Regions from separate parts of the Homo sapiens genome. Here regions 1 and 3 are each linked to region 2. The links are chromatin contacts, found by Hi-C or POLR2A ChIA-PET in ENCODE. All regions are on one chromosome and are shown on one strand. The core of a region is the stretch at or near the end of the contact, and the rest is flanking DNA. Distances in the headings are between cores, read along the strand shown.

Region 1 (3,230 bases), core at 14-2,513, 290 kb before region 2:
AAAAATTCCTGTAGTCACACTTAAAGTGTAAAAACAGTCTCATTTCAGAGATGTAAATGTGCAAGCCCATGTTACAATCAAAATAGCCTATCATGTGAAGGTGACCTCTCTGGGTCTGCTGGGGGCGAGAGGCCAGCATCTGGGAAGGGAGGCCAGCATCCGGGAAGGGAGGCCTCCCTTGTTTACCGTTTCTGACCCTTCCAGGGACACAGCAGTGGGAGTGAAGCAGCAGCAAGAGACAGTCCTTAAGGTCTGGTGGTGGTGACTGGGCGCTGCTGGGCAAAAGTTTAACAAAGTTTAACAGCTTCCTTCCCCCATGGGCTCCTCAGATGCTCCTTGGAGTGGTTCCTCCCCTCCCTTCCCCCAGTCTCCCATCCTCATCTCCCATCACCTGGGGTCTCTTGGGGTGAGGGTTTCTCCCTGGCTCTTTGCTCTACTCCTTCCTCAGCACTGTGAGTCTGAAGTTCGCCTCCTTGAAACCCCGGGCCTCTTGCCCAGGCTCTATCACCCCAGGATGCAGGCCAGTTCTTCTACATGCATGCTCTGCCCTGACAAACTCTAGGAGTGGAGTCTGCACCCAGCCTCTCCCTTGCTTCGTCATCAAACACTTAGCCAGCACTGGCATCTCATCCTTCAGACTTTTCCAGGCAGGGGTCTGTTTAATCCACCAGATCAGGGACACATACTAAGCTCCATGGAGGCCCTTTCCCCTAATCTTGAGATAAAGTGTAGGTGGCACCCACTGCTCCCACTAGGGAGATGCCAAACACACCAATGGCCCTTTTCAAATAATTCTCATCCCAAATCCTCTTCCTTTACCTCTTAACTCCTGACTCTTTTCATACCCTTAAAGTGGGTGAGGGGGGTTGAGGATGACAGGTTTTTGACCACTCTGTTGTAAATGCTGCAGATGGTCTAGCCATGTGGTCTCTATTACTCCTTCCAGCAGACATCTATTTTAATCTTGTTACATGTGTTTATAAATACCTGCATTCATTATTTAACATAGTAACAGCCACCACTGAGTCCCTAATTTGTACCAAAGCACTAGGCCCTTTTTACAAACATCTCAGTTATTAACAAGTATGTTGGTAACTACTTTCTTTCCTAAGAATTTGTATAGTGAGTATTTTAAAATCTATGGAGTACATTATTCAGGTACTGAGTTTATTAAGATTCTCAGTAGGAAGAAATATTCTGAAAACCTAGTCACAGGACTTCAGAGGTTACGTAATCAACCCTACTCATTTCCTGTAAGAAGCAGCTGAGGTCCCCAAGGGCTGAGTGACTTGCCCAAGGTCATCATAGTGAGAGGAGATGAGAAGATATGAGTTTTCACTCATCACAGCTGCCTCTTATTCACAAAAAATACTAGATAAATGGCCTGCTAATTTTAATATTTATCAAACCAATGGTAGAAATGAATTTTTAATGCAAAATAACTATTTGAGTCTAAAAAAAGTGAACACACTGGGCTTTCAACACTACATAAAGCTGTATGAATCCCAACCTACTGTACAGGAGAATGGATTCTTAATTGAATCTGTGCCTCAGAGTGGAAGCATGATTTTTAAATGGAAAATCCTACAGAGGTAGCAGTGAGCGATGAGCTTTAGCCAGATGAATTATTCCAGGAGAAAGTAAAAGAGGAAACCATGCTAGCAAATGGCTTTTTCTTAAAGATCCCAAATAAACCAAATATGAATTTTGTGCAGTGAACTACTGTGTTTACTCCCATCTTCCCGGTCGTGGCACTGTCTCCTGTGCCCCGATCTTTAGACTATGGTCTCCAGGGTTTCCTATGTATACACAGCACAATGGTGATACTATTCATTTCTCTAACAAATAGTACTGCGTGCCCAGGATATACCATCCAGAGTTCTCAGACTTCAGTCCCATATGCTTCTTATGCAGCACAACAATCGTAGCTTTTAGGGCTCGCAGAAAACCTAGAGATAATTTAGTCCAATACTACATTTTGCAGGTAAGAAAGCTGAGGCTGGCTGTGGTGGCTCATGCCTACAATCCTAGCACTTTGGGAGGTCAAGGCGGGAGGATTGCTTGAGCCCAAGAATTCGAGACAAGCCTAGACAACATAGTGAGTCCCTATCTCTAAAAAAAGTCAAGAAAAGAAAAAAATTGGCCAGGCGTGGGTAGATGCCTGTAGTCCTAGCTCCTTGAGAGGCTGAGATAGGAGGATAGCTTGAGACGAGGAGATTGAGGCTGCAGTGAGCTAAGGTTGCACCAGCCTGGGCAAGAGTTAGATCCTGTCTCAAAAAGAAAAAAAAAAAAAAAAAAAAAAAAAAGAAAGAAAAAACTGAGGCCCAGAGAGGAAAATACCTTGCCCAGGAAGGTGACACAGAGAGTTAATGGCTCTAGTCACAAAGGATAAGCATTTTGACAGATTCATGGACTCTTGGGTAGCTCCATCTTCAGCTCTGAAGACCTCAAAGTCATTTTGTAGCCTGAAGTGCTAATTAAACCAGAAGAATCATGGACTTACTATTTATAGGGAGGAGTGAAGAAATTAGACCATGAAATCTGGGGACACAGAAGGAGATCTTGTCTCTTGAGATTCACATGTAACATCCAACTTTCATATTTTAACAGAACTTGGGTAATGCAGTCTCAATTTTCCTAATACTGGACTTATCTGGGTTGCAGTCTTGATGAACCACACCTACTACAGAGGTTTTTGCACCATAAGATAACCCCACTTCTTCTGGCAGATGCTGCCATTACCCAGTGGACAGGTTTATGATCCTTCCAAACATATCACTTGCTTCAAAAGGACCTAATTCAAAATCATTTTTGTTATTTTGAGAGCTTTAACCAGCAATACACAGTCAATATGCTTTCACTCCATGTACAAGTGAAAAGGACAAAGCAAAGCCATGACTGTTTTTAAGAGACATACCACTTGGGTTCGCAATTATCTCACATTTTTCGTCTTTTTACTGTTCAGCGTGGCTTTCCGTGTACTGCCAAAATCAAATCGCTCTCAGGAGGCCTACTGGTGTGAACAAAGGCGCTAAAATCAAAGAACTTCCAAGTTTTAATCTGTCAGAGATTGGCTGTGAAGTATGGGGGAAGAGTCATTTAATCTCTCTCCATCAGTTCCCACTTCTGTACAATGAGGGTAAAACTATGGCGGCACCTCTCATGGGTACTGTGTGGACTGCCTAATTAAAGCTAATTAAGCCCCTGGAAAGAACCAGAAAATACTACGT
Region 2 (3,258 bases), core at 65-2,564:
CAAAACTAAGGACTAAGGACAACTAAAAGATAGCCAGGCAGACAGGGTGGAGAAAAATCACTGCACATGGAGGGAAGAGCATGCTGGAAGCCCGGGGGCAGGAATGAGCTGGGCATGCCCACCAGTATTCCTGATGGTCTGAGGCCACTGTGCTCTAGCTTAGCACACAAATCTGGCCCACTTACGTGAGAAGGGCTGGCACTCGGAGGCCAACAAAGAGCACAGTCTTACCCAGAGGACAGGACAAAGAAACCCTGCACAGTGCGCACTGCTCTGCTCTGCCTCCATTCTCACTCTGCCATTCATGGCCGAAGGCCGGTTTGTAGGAGTGGCAGCAGCTGGCAGGGGTGGCAGGAGTGGAGGGCTGTGCTTTCTCCTTGGAGTTCACTTCTGCTCTCTGGGTACTGGTCCGCTCAGGATGCAGAGCTCATCCTCCCCAGCCATTACAGCCTGAACATGCCTTCTAGGAGACGTCTTACCAAGCCATTGCCCTCACTAACATAATGTTATCACATGCCTAATGCGGTTACTCTAAAGCAAATGGACTGTTACCAGCACGCCACCGGGCACATTTTTCAGAAGAAAAGCAGCTGCTCACTGAATCTGTCACTTCCTCCTCTTCTCAGTGCCATGACCGCAGAGCAGGAGCCTGCTAAGGGCTGTTTTCCTTCACACTCTGTTCCAGCACACTCAAGATGCAGCCTCAGGTCTCTCAGTGGAACCCAGCAGGTCAGCCACAGCATCCACCCTGAGGAGCTTCCTGGCTCACAGGCAACCCTGACAACCAGGGCTTGTTCCTGAGAATCTGAAGGTGTGGCTATCAGAGCTTCTAGTTCACTAGTCCACTTCCCTCATCTTACAGACCAGAAAGGAAAATGCAGTGAAGGGAAGTTAAGCCAAGGTTCCAAAGTCGCACACCTAGTTAGCTGTAGAACCCACAGCTCGGCTGCCTTCCCAGTTCATCTCCTCTAAAAAAAAAAATAAGGATGCCACCAATACTTCATAGGTTGTGAGTTTTAAATATGATAGCGAATAGTGCAGCCGGGCCAGGAAAGTGGCAGGCTTTCACTAAATGTTGACTGTCTGAAAAGTTTATCTCCTAGACCTCCAGGACCCCCTCCATTCCCTCTCCCAGGGACTCATTTTGCTGAATTTTCAGTGGGGAAAATCTAGCACGGGGTTAACATATTTATAGCTAGTGTTTGGTCAAAATGAGTTAAACTGAAGTCTCTACTTGTTCTCAGGTCTCTAGGCCACAGTATTTGCAAGGCCAGTTCCTCTTTTGCTCCAGCCAGATTTCCTGTTGTCTCTGGAGAGTTGATTTGATAGAGAAGATATCACTGAAGATAACCACTGAAGGTAGGTCACACCACCTTCCCTTTAGCCACTCCAAGTTGGGAGAGACTAAGCCAAGTCAACTGGAAAAGAGAGAGGCGGGAGTTCTCAAACTTTCGTCTATGAGGATGAGGAATGCAAAAGATCCTGCAGATACCCATGCCAATTCCACCAAGCACTGACAAAAAAAAAAGCCTCCTAAACCATGGGACGAACATTGCTTCTGAGAAAACAGCCAAATGAGCCAGTCAGCTCAGCTTCTGCTCCTCTCTCAACACACTACCTCCCCACTCCTCTCCACCCGCTCCCCACACTTTAAAATAACCATCCAACCATGTAAATTCCCTGGTGCAAGTGTCTGCCAGCCTCCAGCAGAACTGTCAATGCTCATAAATCCCTGGCCTTCCAGATTGCACTGTGGCTATTTACTGGGGAGAGGGCTGCAGCAGGCCACTAGACAACAGCAGGAAGAGACTGGCCTAGCAGTAACTACTCTGGTTACAGCGTCACAATTCATGGCAGCATTTTGCTGGGAGCGTGCACCATCAGGGAGGAGAAACATAAAAGGGGAATCTGGGCTATAAATAGTTTATTTCGGCAATTCCTGATGTTGGCTGAATCATACTTTAGTACAGAAATACATGAAAGCACCACTCTGGAGGTGACATGTGTTGCCACCTCATTACTCTTTTCAAAAGGGTCTTCCATCAGAGAGACACCTCGCTACAAATTATAGTGAAGAAAACAAAACCCTCACACACAGACTTATTAACAGTCCAGAAGGAAATGGAATGACCAGGATTCAAACAAGCAGAGAACTGGTGCAACAAAGGCTATCAGTGACCTGGGGTCTCTTTTTCATTCATGAAAAATAAGAAAATAGTAAGAAAAAGGTAGCACTCTTCCCCTCTATCCCCCAAACACGTCAGAATTTTTCAAAGTAGTTCACATTTCCCTATTTCTCCTAATGCACCTAAATTAGGCTGACTCCTCCAGTGAACCCTACCTTCATGTTCCTTCTCAGTGGTTCCCACTTTCTTGATCTTCCTGGGAGATTTCATAAAGAGGGGAAAGATGGTTCGTAAGCCAAGAATGTCAACAAACTTATGGCAGTTGTCTGTGCCTTCGGGGCCAATCATGGCATGGTCCAGCACTTTCAGGGCACTGCTCCGGGAGATCTTCTTTTCCCTGTGAACAAAAGAGGTTTCAGATAAGGTATTTCATGGGGAAATTATAGAGCTTAAAAAAAAAAAAGGGTATTTGCTGCCGTACACATTATACATCTAAATGGAAATATTACATACTTGTTAACAATTAGGAGAAGACGTCTACAATAGGGTGGACAAATTCTTACAGTCAGAATGATAAACACAAAAGGCAATACTCAAAATTCTTTATGAAGCATTACCACAATTACACATGAAAAATGTACATTAAAAGTGACTGGAAAGAAAGAGACTAAAATTATAAGAGATTATTTCGGGGTGTTGAGATTATAGACATTTCATTATTCATTTTTCTTTCTTTTTAACAGCTTTATTGAGACAATTCGCATACTATACAATTTCTACCAGTTAAAATGTACAACTCAATGGGTTTTAGAATATTCACAGATATGTCAGCTACCACCACAGTCAATTATAAAACATTTTCATTGCCCTGAGAAGAAACTACATACTCTTAACACCCCCTACCCTCTTCATCCCATCCTGGCCCTAAGCAACCACTGATCTATGTTCTTTCTTATAGATTTGCCTATTCTAGACATTTCATGTAAGTAGATACCATATATTATGTGTTCTCTTATGACTGGCTTCTTTCACTTGGCAATGTTTTCAAGGTTCATCCATGTTGTAGCACATATCAGTACTTCATTCCTTTTTATTGCTGAATAACACATGCCACAATTGGTCCATTTATCAG
Region 3 (3,175 bases), core at 258-2,757, 500 kb after region 2:
TTACGGCAGGCCTCACTGGCAACTAGCGGCCTCGTTTAAAATCAAGACCCTTGTGCAAAATTTTCCAGAAGAGTCCTGACCTTCTAGGCCACTGTCCTACTGCACCACAGGAATGAGCCACCTGTGGTGCAGTAGGTGCAGGTGGCTCACCATACTGATGAGCCAAAACATCATCAGGGGTCTAAACACTGCAGGGCTTTCTGGTTGGTTGTGAAGTCTCCACGGGCATCATATTGAAAGCCACCACTCTCACCATCGCCCGTGGCGAGTCCTCCACTAGATCGCAATGCTGGCCACCGGCTGTCTGTCTTCCCAGCACCTCTTTTCCATGGGGACCCTGCCCTTTCCCTATCCCATGGGGGTCTGGGGGACTCTCAGTCACTGGGGTCACAAGAGTAGGCAGCTAAATGTGGCCTGGCCAGAGACAGCACTCATTCCTGCTTCCCACCTGTGAGACAAGGTGTATGTGGCCAAGGAGAGGCCTTCCATGAGACTCAGAAGGTGAGGAGAGGCAGAGAAATGGCTTCTCTCACCTGTCAATCCCGACTGATAAGGGCACTGACTGTGGCTGCTGCAGCCATCTTTCCCAACACAGAACAAGGGCCTAGGAAGGAAGCCAGCACTCCCAGGAAAGCCAGGAGAGAGAGAGACACATGAAGCCCTGGAGACCCCTTGAACCCCTAAATCCAGCTGTCCTTTGAAATTCCCAGTTCCAAGAGCCAATACTGTTTCCATTCGGGGAAGCTGCTGGAGCTGTTTCTGAACTTGCAACAGGAAGAGTCCCCACTAATATGAGACGGTGGCAATCAACAAACATGGCAGAGTAGAAGTGAAAGGACCTGCCTTCTAGAAGCAGGCAGCTGGCTGTGAGCTGACGAGATGCACTATAAGCATATGAACAGATGAGAATAGTCAACACTGAAACTAGGAGAGTTTCTGATTCACTACCGTGTATGACTGACTATCTGCCACACAAGTTGCTGAACTCAAAGTCTACACCCACTTGCTTAGTTACCTTCGTGCACCTTATCTGGCTGAATCAACACTCTGTGTAGAAATCGATCCGGAAGAGGCTTGGAGGAGGGTTATGGGGAGGAGGAAGACAGGCTCCCCACCTTGAGAAGAAACCTGTCCCCCACTTCCCACTGCACTCCATGTAGAGAGGCTATGGACCATCTCCCCCAGAAAATGTGCCTAGGCATATAAAACCTCACATTCTTGTACACAATTTGAGGGGGATCACAGACCCCTCAAACCTATCCCAGGACTTCCCTAGAAAGCCAGGAACTCCCTATTGAGAACTTTCTTCTACTGAAACCCAACTCTGAAGGACGGCAGCTGGAACACAGTGGTGGTGTCAGACTAGGCTGGCTTTCCCCAATCCTCTCCAGGGAACTGGTGTCACATGTGCTCTCCATGAACCACTCGGTGGACTTCAGGGAGGCCACACTCTCCTGGTCTCCTGCCCACTGCTCTGCCTGTCACTTGAGAGAGGGAGAGAAAGGGAGACCCCAGCTTTGTCTGCCTAGCAGTCCCCCTGTGGGAATGGACCTTCCCATCCTCACTCAGAGGTCACTCCACAGAACCCTCCCCTCCCCTCCACTGGCCACAGCTGTCCCAAGCTGGGTCAGCCACAGTTCCTTCCCTGGGGATGCTGGAACTGAGACCAGCAGGAAGGCATGGTTGTGTTTAGTGGCTGTGCTGCATCTCACCACAGGGCCAGCAAGCAGAGAAGCAGGGTCCTAGTTAGAAAAGCAAAAGACAGGAGGGAGACAGGAAGGGAGGCAGAGGGCATGCCAGTGAGGAGCAGTAAGTCCCAGTTCCCACCACTTCCGGAGGCCCTGCGGCGCTCCTGCTCTTGGGTTCTAGGACAGCACCCGCACCTTCTCAGTCTATCTACATTGCACGGAAACTACTTCAACAGGTTGGGTATGCTCCAAGTTCACGTCTTTCCTGGATCTTCATTTCCCTTGCAAAACTCAGCAACTCATTCTTGGGTTTCAAGTAATAATGCTGTATTTGTTTGGTTTCCTTTTTTTTTTTTTTGAGATGGAGTCTCGCTCTGTCGCCCAGGCTGGAGTGCAGTGGCACAATCTCAGCTCACTGCAACCTCCATCTCCCGGGTTCAAGGGATTCTCCTGCCTCAGCCTCTCTAGCAACTGGGATTATAAGTACACACTACCACGCCTGGCTAGTTTTTGCATTTTTAGTAGAGACAGGGTTTCACCATGTTGGCCAGGCTGGTCTTGAACTCCTGACCTCAAGTGATCCGCCCACCTCAGCCTCCCACGTGCTGGGTTTACAGGCATCATAATGCTCTGTTAATAAAATAATTGTCAGGTCTCTATTCCCAACTTCTTGCTCGCCTTTCCTTTCCCACACGGAACATTTTGCTATTATTTCAAACTTAACACATCTAAGAACTGAACATATCCTGTCCTCCTAAAATTGGTTTGTGTTTGAGGGAAATTATCTAAAGACTTGAGTAGTGGCTGCATATTACAATCACCTGGACACTTTAAAAAAATACTGATCCAAGCCGGGCACACTGGCTCATGCCTGTAATCCCATCACTTTGGGAGGCCAAGGTGAGAGAATCACCTGAGCCCAGGAGTTCAAGACCAGCCTGGGCAACATAGTGAAACCGTGTCTCTACAAAAAAATTATTTAAAAATTAGCCAGGTGTGGTGGAGCACACCTGTAGTCCCAGCTACTGAGGAGGCAGAGGACGGGAGGATCACTTGAGTCCAGGTCGAGACTGCAGTGAGCTACGATTGTGCCACTGCACTCCAGCCTAGGCAATAGAGCAAGACCCTGTCTCAAAAACATAAATAAAAAGAAAATACTGATCCAAGGCTTCAGAGAACAACTGAATCAGAATCTCTGGGTGTGGTCTAGGCCTTTGAAAGTTCCCCAGATGGTTCTATGTGCAGCCTTGTGGAGAATCATTGGCCAGTCCAAGGACCGGCACTGTCATTCTCTAATCCCAGCTCACAGCAAACAGACATCATTGATCAATTTCTTTCCTCCAGAGCAAAGCAGCAGCCCCCAGAATCCTTTTCACCATGGCCACCAAGCAATTGATCAGACTTGGCATGAGAGATGAAACTTACCAGCTAACCTGGACTAGATGGAAATGGTACTAGGACCTACTATCTTCTATTTTAGAATCCAG

What was found. A loop is a pair of places that touch in the nucleus more often than their neighbours do. ChIA-PET counts read pairs that join two places held with the same protein, here RNA polymerase II (POLR2A). Pooled maps may share reads with other maps.
Region 1: a loop to region 2 is called in a map with no recorded cell type, with 13 times the contacts of the local background. The contact joins two enhancer-like sites. A Hi-C loop is called at or near these places in 6 of 37 single-sample maps with no recorded cell type and 4 of 50 pooled maps.
Region 3: a loop to region 2 is called in a pooled map, with 5 times the contacts of the local background. The contact joins two enhancer-like sites. A Hi-C loop is called at or near these places in 1 of 37 single-sample maps with no recorded cell type and 3 of 50 pooled maps. POLR2A ChIA-PET finds 5 or more read pairs at or near these places in 1 of 52 experiments (activated T-cell).

What each region holds. Positions count from the first base shown.
Region 1 is chr20:38,092,529-38,095,758 of GRCh38, reverse strand. No RefSeq gene overlaps it. Among named protein-coding and RNA genes, the nearest start is that of RPRD1B, 60 kb to the right of the region's middle. RefSeq lists a silencer at 2,558-2,852. Within about 2 kb of position 1,263, at least 20 of the 41 ENCODE cell types and tissues checked have a DNase peak (open chromatin) inside an H3K27ac peak, as active enhancers do.
Region 2 is chr20:37,802,132-37,805,389 of GRCh38, reverse strand. CTNNBL1 (catenin beta like 1) reads right to left here. Exons shown (of 16, transcript NM_030877.5): 11 at 2,342-2,523. Among named protein-coding and RNA genes, the nearest start is that of VSTM2L, 99 kb to the left of the region's middle. Within about 2 kb of position 1,314, at least 5 of the 41 ENCODE cell types and tissues checked have a DNase peak (open chromatin) inside an H3K27ac peak, as active enhancers do.
Region 3 is chr20:37,306,628-37,309,802 of GRCh38, reverse strand. The region is part of intron 2 of MANBAL (mannosidase beta like); the gene reads right to left. Among named protein-coding and RNA genes, the nearest start is that of MANBAL, 19 kb to the right of the region's middle. Within about 2 kb of position 1,507, at least 4 of the 41 ENCODE cell types and tissues checked have a DNase peak (open chromatin) inside an H3K27ac peak, as active enhancers do.